Linked DNA regions of Homo sapiens: region 2 is linked to region 1. Evidence: read pairs that join two places in POLR2A ChIA-PET (ENCODE). Cell type or tissue: Panc1. All regions are shown on one strand. Links, peaks and the distances in the headings refer to the core of each region. The heading gives the core; the rest is flanking DNA.

What was found. ChIA-PET counts read pairs that join two places held together with the same protein. Peaks named below come from ENCODE experiments on the same cell type or tissue, not always from the same donor. Only the 100,000 strongest peaks of a DNase experiment are listed, where the experiment ranks them.
Region 2: POLR2A ChIA-PET joins it to region 1 with 10 read pairs; 2 of 35 experiments call an interaction of 5 or more read pairs at or near these places.

Annotation. Positions count from the first base shown.
Region 1 is chr2:43,779,670-43,782,474 of GRCh38, forward strand. All of the region lies in intron 2 of DYNC2LI1 (dynein cytoplasmic 2 light intermediate chain 1), which reads left to right. Among named protein-coding and RNA genes, the nearest start is that of DYNC2LI1, 7.0 kb to the left of the region's middle. In Panc1, for the core only: no CTCF peak of the experiment used is centred there; no DNase peak of the experiment used is centred there.
Region 2 is chr2:43,835,604-43,838,408 of GRCh38, forward strand. It overlaps ABCG5 (ATP binding cassette subfamily G member 5), which reads right to left. Exons shown (of 13, transcript NM_022436.3): 2 at 2,231-2,352. Among named protein-coding and RNA genes, the nearest start is that of ABCG5, 1.8 kb to the right of the region's middle. In Panc1, for the core only: no CTCF peak of the experiment used is centred there; no DNase peak of the experiment used is centred there.

The DNA.
Region 1 (2,805 bases), core at 5-2,504:
AGGTGAGAAGTAAGGAAAGAGAAGTAATTCAGGTGAAGAGTGTGGAGTATTCTAAGATGATCAAGAAAAATGTATGAAACAGATATTCCAACAAATGGGAGAAAGATCATACTAGAGGAATGTAATAGGATTTTCAGTCATTGTTGACTGCCATTTTGATGATGGATGTTAGTTTGATACTAATCTGCCCAGAGTACATGGTTTTTCTCCACCATCACTCACTTGCATGGGTGCAGGCATGGAGGAGGAAGGTGATTACCTGGGGCAGTCTTTGCTGGTTGGGTACAGTGCAAAGTGAGGGAGCTCAGGGCATGAATGGTATTTAACAGAGATGATTGTAATGATAAACTATGGGCTCTGAGATGGAAAAGGAGAAAAGTGAAGGTAGGAAGAGGCTGATGGAGTAGGAGCGACTGTTAGTGGGGGGAAGAGGGGTGTCAATGGACATTTGAGACCTTTCACTAAGGTCAAAGAGTTATTACTGTGGGGATGCCTGAAGAAGTGGTTAGAGAATGTGTTGTTTGTACATGTGATTTTGGAAGCAGTGCAGTTTCCAGTGAAACTGGAAAGCTTCAAGATGTAACCTTGGAAGTGACCATGGCAGAAGCAGAGTGAGGGAAAAGGCCTCCATTGGGAGGCAAATGCACTGAGAGCTCCGGATGTCAGGTGGATTGCCAAGACCCATGTGGGTGTGAAGAAGATTCATGACAGTAGCTGAAAAGGTAAGGGAGATTGTGAGCCAGAAGAGATGACAACAACCCTGGTGGTAAACTGATACGAGCCTCTGAGGTTTTTTCAAGAGGAGGGAGGTAGAGTAGTTGTTTATAGGTGGCACTGGGGAGCAAGGAGGACCCTAATGTATGTAGGGTAGTGAGAATAAATAGCTTCGTTTAACAAGGCTGCAGAGGAAGGGGTTCAGGGTAAGTCATATTTTAGTTAAGGCCAACATGTGGAGAGAATATTCTGAAAAGGCTGAGATATTGGGGAGTTTGCCAGTCATGGAGCTGAAGTCATAGAGTGGAAGGATTTTAGAGGAAGGGAAGACAGAAGGGGATTATTGGGCCAGATTAAGGGATGTTTACAGAGTTAGGAAATTCAGAGTTCCAGGGATAATGGGTCAGAGGAGAGGGCTGGACATCTGGGGCGATTGAGGCAATGGGAGGGAAGATGGGATTCATTTTGATGGTCTCTAAATGAACTTGTACTAGGTCAATGTTTCTTGAATTAGGAAACCCACAAGACTACAGCCACATGCTCAGGGGACCAGAGTGTACTAATGAATTTTTAAATTTTGGATTGTAATTTTAATGATAATCTAAAACTTGATTTCAGTTCCCAGATTAGTTTATGTTAATTTGGAATTGTTACCATATAGTGCTATACATTTATATGAAATAATAATAAAAGTGATTTAAGGCCAGGCGTGGTGGCTCAAGACTGTAATCCCAGCACTTTGGAAGGCTGAGGTGGGAAGATCACTTGAGGCCAGGAGTTCAAGACCAGCCTGACCAACATAGTGAAACCCCATCTCAACTAAAAAATACAAAAAGTTACCTGCACGTGGTGGTGCATACTGGTAATCCCAGCTACTCCGGAGGCTGAGGCCTAAGAATCACTTGAACCCAGAGGCAGAGGTTTCATGAGCCAAGATGGTGCCACTGCACTCCAGCCTATGCAACAGAGGGAGACTCTGTCTCAAAAAAAAAAACAAAAAAGGCGAGGGGGAGTGATTTAAATCAATGAATACTAGTGTACCATGAAAATTTGAGGAAATTGGCTAGATATTATTTAAAATTCCTTCCAATTCTTATTCTACTTTCTTGCAGAGTACATTACTTTTTGGGTAATGTAGCCCTTATTAATTTAGAACTTTTACAGCATACTACATATGATACAAGTTCATTGTAGGAAAATTAGAAAATCCTGATTTTCTTTTTCTTTTTTTTTTTTTGAGACAGAGTCTCGCTCTGTCGCCTAGGTTCGAGTGCAGTGGTGTGATCTCGGCTCACTGCAGCCTCTGCCTCCTGGGTTCACACCATTCTCCTGCCTCAGCCTCCCAAGTTGCTGGGACTGCAGGTGCCCACGACCACGCCTGGTAATTTTTTTGTATTTTTAGTAGAGTTGGGGTTTCGCCATGTTAGCCAGGATGGTCTTGATATCCTGACCTCGTGATCCACCCGCCTCGGCCTCCCAAAGTGCTGGGATTACAGGCGTGAGCCACCATGCCTGGCAGAAAATCCTGATTTTCTTAAAAACTTTAATTACCTTCAAATCCTTCAGCTAGAAATAATCATTATTAACATAGTGATGTCCCCCTACATTTGTGTGTTTGTTTCTGTCTATGTGTGTGTGTGTGTGTGTGTGTGTACTTCAAGGAAGCAGGAAAAGTATTTTTTAATTGAAAACAGAGACATGCTGATCTATTATGAATGTTTTACTATGTCAGTAAGTATATTTCTACATTGTCATTCATAATAGCTGTATATTATTCTATTATATGGTTTACCATAATTAATTTAGCCAGTAGGGGACATGTAGGTTGTTTTTAGTTTTTCAGTTTGATGTAACACTGGCCAATAAACATCCTTCAATAATATACATTTTTATATTGTACAATTCCAGTTATTTTTTAATATATCTCATTACAAAAAATTTACTCAATTTGATCGTATTCCAGATATAATCTGGAGTAATTATCTTTTTTGTCAAAAACTATAGGTTTTTTTAGTAAAAACAAAAACACATATAATAAGTGTTCTGTGTTTTTGGCAATCCAGAGTTTTCCAAATTATTTTCTTTAGAGCC
Region 2 (2,805 bases), core at 21-2,520, 56 kb after region 1:
TTCATATGTTGAAATCTTCACACCCAAGATTATGATATTACGAGGTGGGGCATGCAAGGAGGTGATATTGGGAGATGATTAGGTTATGGAGAGCTCTTACAATTCAGATGAATGCCTCAGAGACCCCTCCCCACTTCTGCCATGCAAGGTTAGGGTGAGAAAATGGCTGTCTAGGAGGAAGTCTCCCTCACCAGACACTGAATCTGTTGACCCCCTTGATCTCGGACTTCCCAGCCCCTAGAACTGTGAGAAAAAAATTTCTGCTTTTTATAAGCCACCCAGTCTATGGTATTTTGTTGTAGCAGCCTGAGTGGACTGAGACAGTCTGGGAATTCCTCTTCTTTTTTTTTTTTAAGATGGAGTCTCACTGCTGCCCAGGCTAGAGTGCAGTGGCACAATCTTGGCTCACTACAACCTCCACCTCCCAGGTTCAAGGGATTCTCCTGCCTCAGCCTCCCGAGTAGCTGGGATTACAGGCACCTGCCACCAGGCCTGGCTAATTTTTTTTTTGCATTTTTAGTAGAGACGGGTTTTGCCATGTTAGCCAGGCTGGTCTCGAATTCCTGACCTCAAGTGATCCGCCCGCCTCTGCCTCCCAAAGTGCTGGGATTACAAGCATGAGCCACCGTGCCCGGCCTGGGAATTCCTCTTAACAACACTACTGTTGGCATCTGGTTGTGCACCTGCTGTAGCAGGTGAATAGCCATGGATTCAATTCCCTGAGTCTAAGGAGGCTGACCATGCCTACATTTGGTCATAGACTTCAATGGAGTCCCCATCTCCATTGAAGAGAATAACACAAGTAGAGAGTGGCAGTGAATGTCAACAATTTGCAAGCAATAGCTCAATCAAGAGGCTTCTGTGGAGCCAATTTGTCAGAAGCTTTTAACCTTAAAATGTAGATGGTAATCCAGTGTAGCAGACACTGTGGTGTGCCACACAGAACCCCTCTTCAGGGCCAATGCAGCCATCCCCCAGCTGCTGAGAACGTCAGCTGCAGAAGATTCACCACAGGGACCCTCCCAGGGAATTGCCCTCGGCCACAAGGAGCTGTCTCACCAAAGGCTAGACTCTCTGGGGCAATGACTGGCTGATGCAGGGGCACAAACACCGACTGTAGGCTCAAATGCAGCTACCCTGGGAAAGAGGAGGAGAAGGATGATGTGGAGAACGGGCAGTGGATGACCTCAGTGCAATTTGTAATGTTTAATTCCTTAAAAAAGAAAAAGAGTCTGGGAAACATAGCAAGAACGCTGTCTCTACAAAAAAAGATAAAAATAAAAATAAATTAGCCGGACATGGTGGTGTGCACCTGTAGTCCCAGCTGAGGTGGGAGGATCACTTGAGCTCAGGAGGTTAAGGATGCAGTGAGCCAAGATCGCACCACTGCACTCCAGCCTAAGTGACAGAGTGAGACTCTGTCTCAAAAAAGAAAAAAAAAGAAAAGAAAAACGACCAGATAAGATCTGATAAGGCCCGATGTTAATACATGAACTTTTAAATATTATTCTCCAGTCTTTTTTTTTTTTTTTTTGAGACAGGGTCTTGCTCTGTTGCCCAGGCTAGAGTGCAGTGGCACTATCTCAGCTCACTGAAGTCTTAATCTCCTGGGCTCAAGCAATCCTCCCACCTCAGCCTCCCAAGTAGCTGGGACCGCAGACATGCACCACCATGCCTGGCTAACTTTTGTATGTTTTTGTAGAGATGGGGTCCCACTATGTTGCTTAGGTTGCTCTCGAACTCCTGGGCTCAAGCAATCCTCTCACCTCAGCCTCTCAAGCTGCTGGGATTACAGTCATAAGCCACTGTGACCAGCCTATTCTCTATTCTTGATTGTATGTCCAAAATATACCATCATAAAAAAGCACCACTGGAATCAAAGATAGGGGCTTAATGGGCATTTTTGTGCTTATTTAATCCTTTTCCTGTCTCTAGGCAGTGTACAGATAGGGGAAATTGTGTTTCCTGAGTACTTTTATATGCCATGGAACTGTGGGGGCTTTTTATATTTTGAAATATGAATTCACGTACATGTTAGGCAGAATTTTATACTCTTTCAAGGATCTTTCTAAAGATTTCACATTGGTAGCAGTTCCATTCACAGTCAGATATCAATAGAATTCATTCTAATATCAAACCTGTGGCTTTCTTGTTACAACTTAATCTGTTTCTTCAATGTGGAGTTTAACTCAAGCCAAATCCTTTTTAGAATCCTCCTTCCCAAGCTTACCTGAGCTTCCTAGGATGCACATGATCTGCCCGCTCTCCACGTACAAGGAGACATCTTTGAGGATCTGCCTGGTCCACTGCTGCCGGCAAGATGTGATGTCCCACCAGGGCCTCACGCGGTGGCTTTAAAGGAAACCCCAGGAAGGCAAAGGCAGCTTGGGGCCCTGGAAGGGGCCACACCCAGGTCCCCAGCATTGATCCTACCTGTGCCCCACCCCAGTAGTCTCCGGACAGGCTCCTAACGTGTTTCAGTCTCTGCGCCCTCCTCTGTAGAACCTGGCAGATAGCGACTGAGGCTGTCTGCCACGTAGGGAGGGGGCCTGTGCTGGAGTTGCTCTGAATGTCCTGTCCGTTTGGCTGCGAGGTGGCTGTCCCTGCATTCTTTCACCAGGTTTCAAGACTCCTTGCATTCGCAGTACCCCCATTCCCATCCACAGAGGGCAGGCCGTAGACACTGGGTTGGCAGGGCACTGCTGCCACTTTGTTTATGCCCAGGCCCTTCCCTGGGCAGGGGGAGGGGCCATTCACTGTCGCTCCATGTTTCCCAGCACAGCCCTTCTCCCTCTCCTCTCTCCA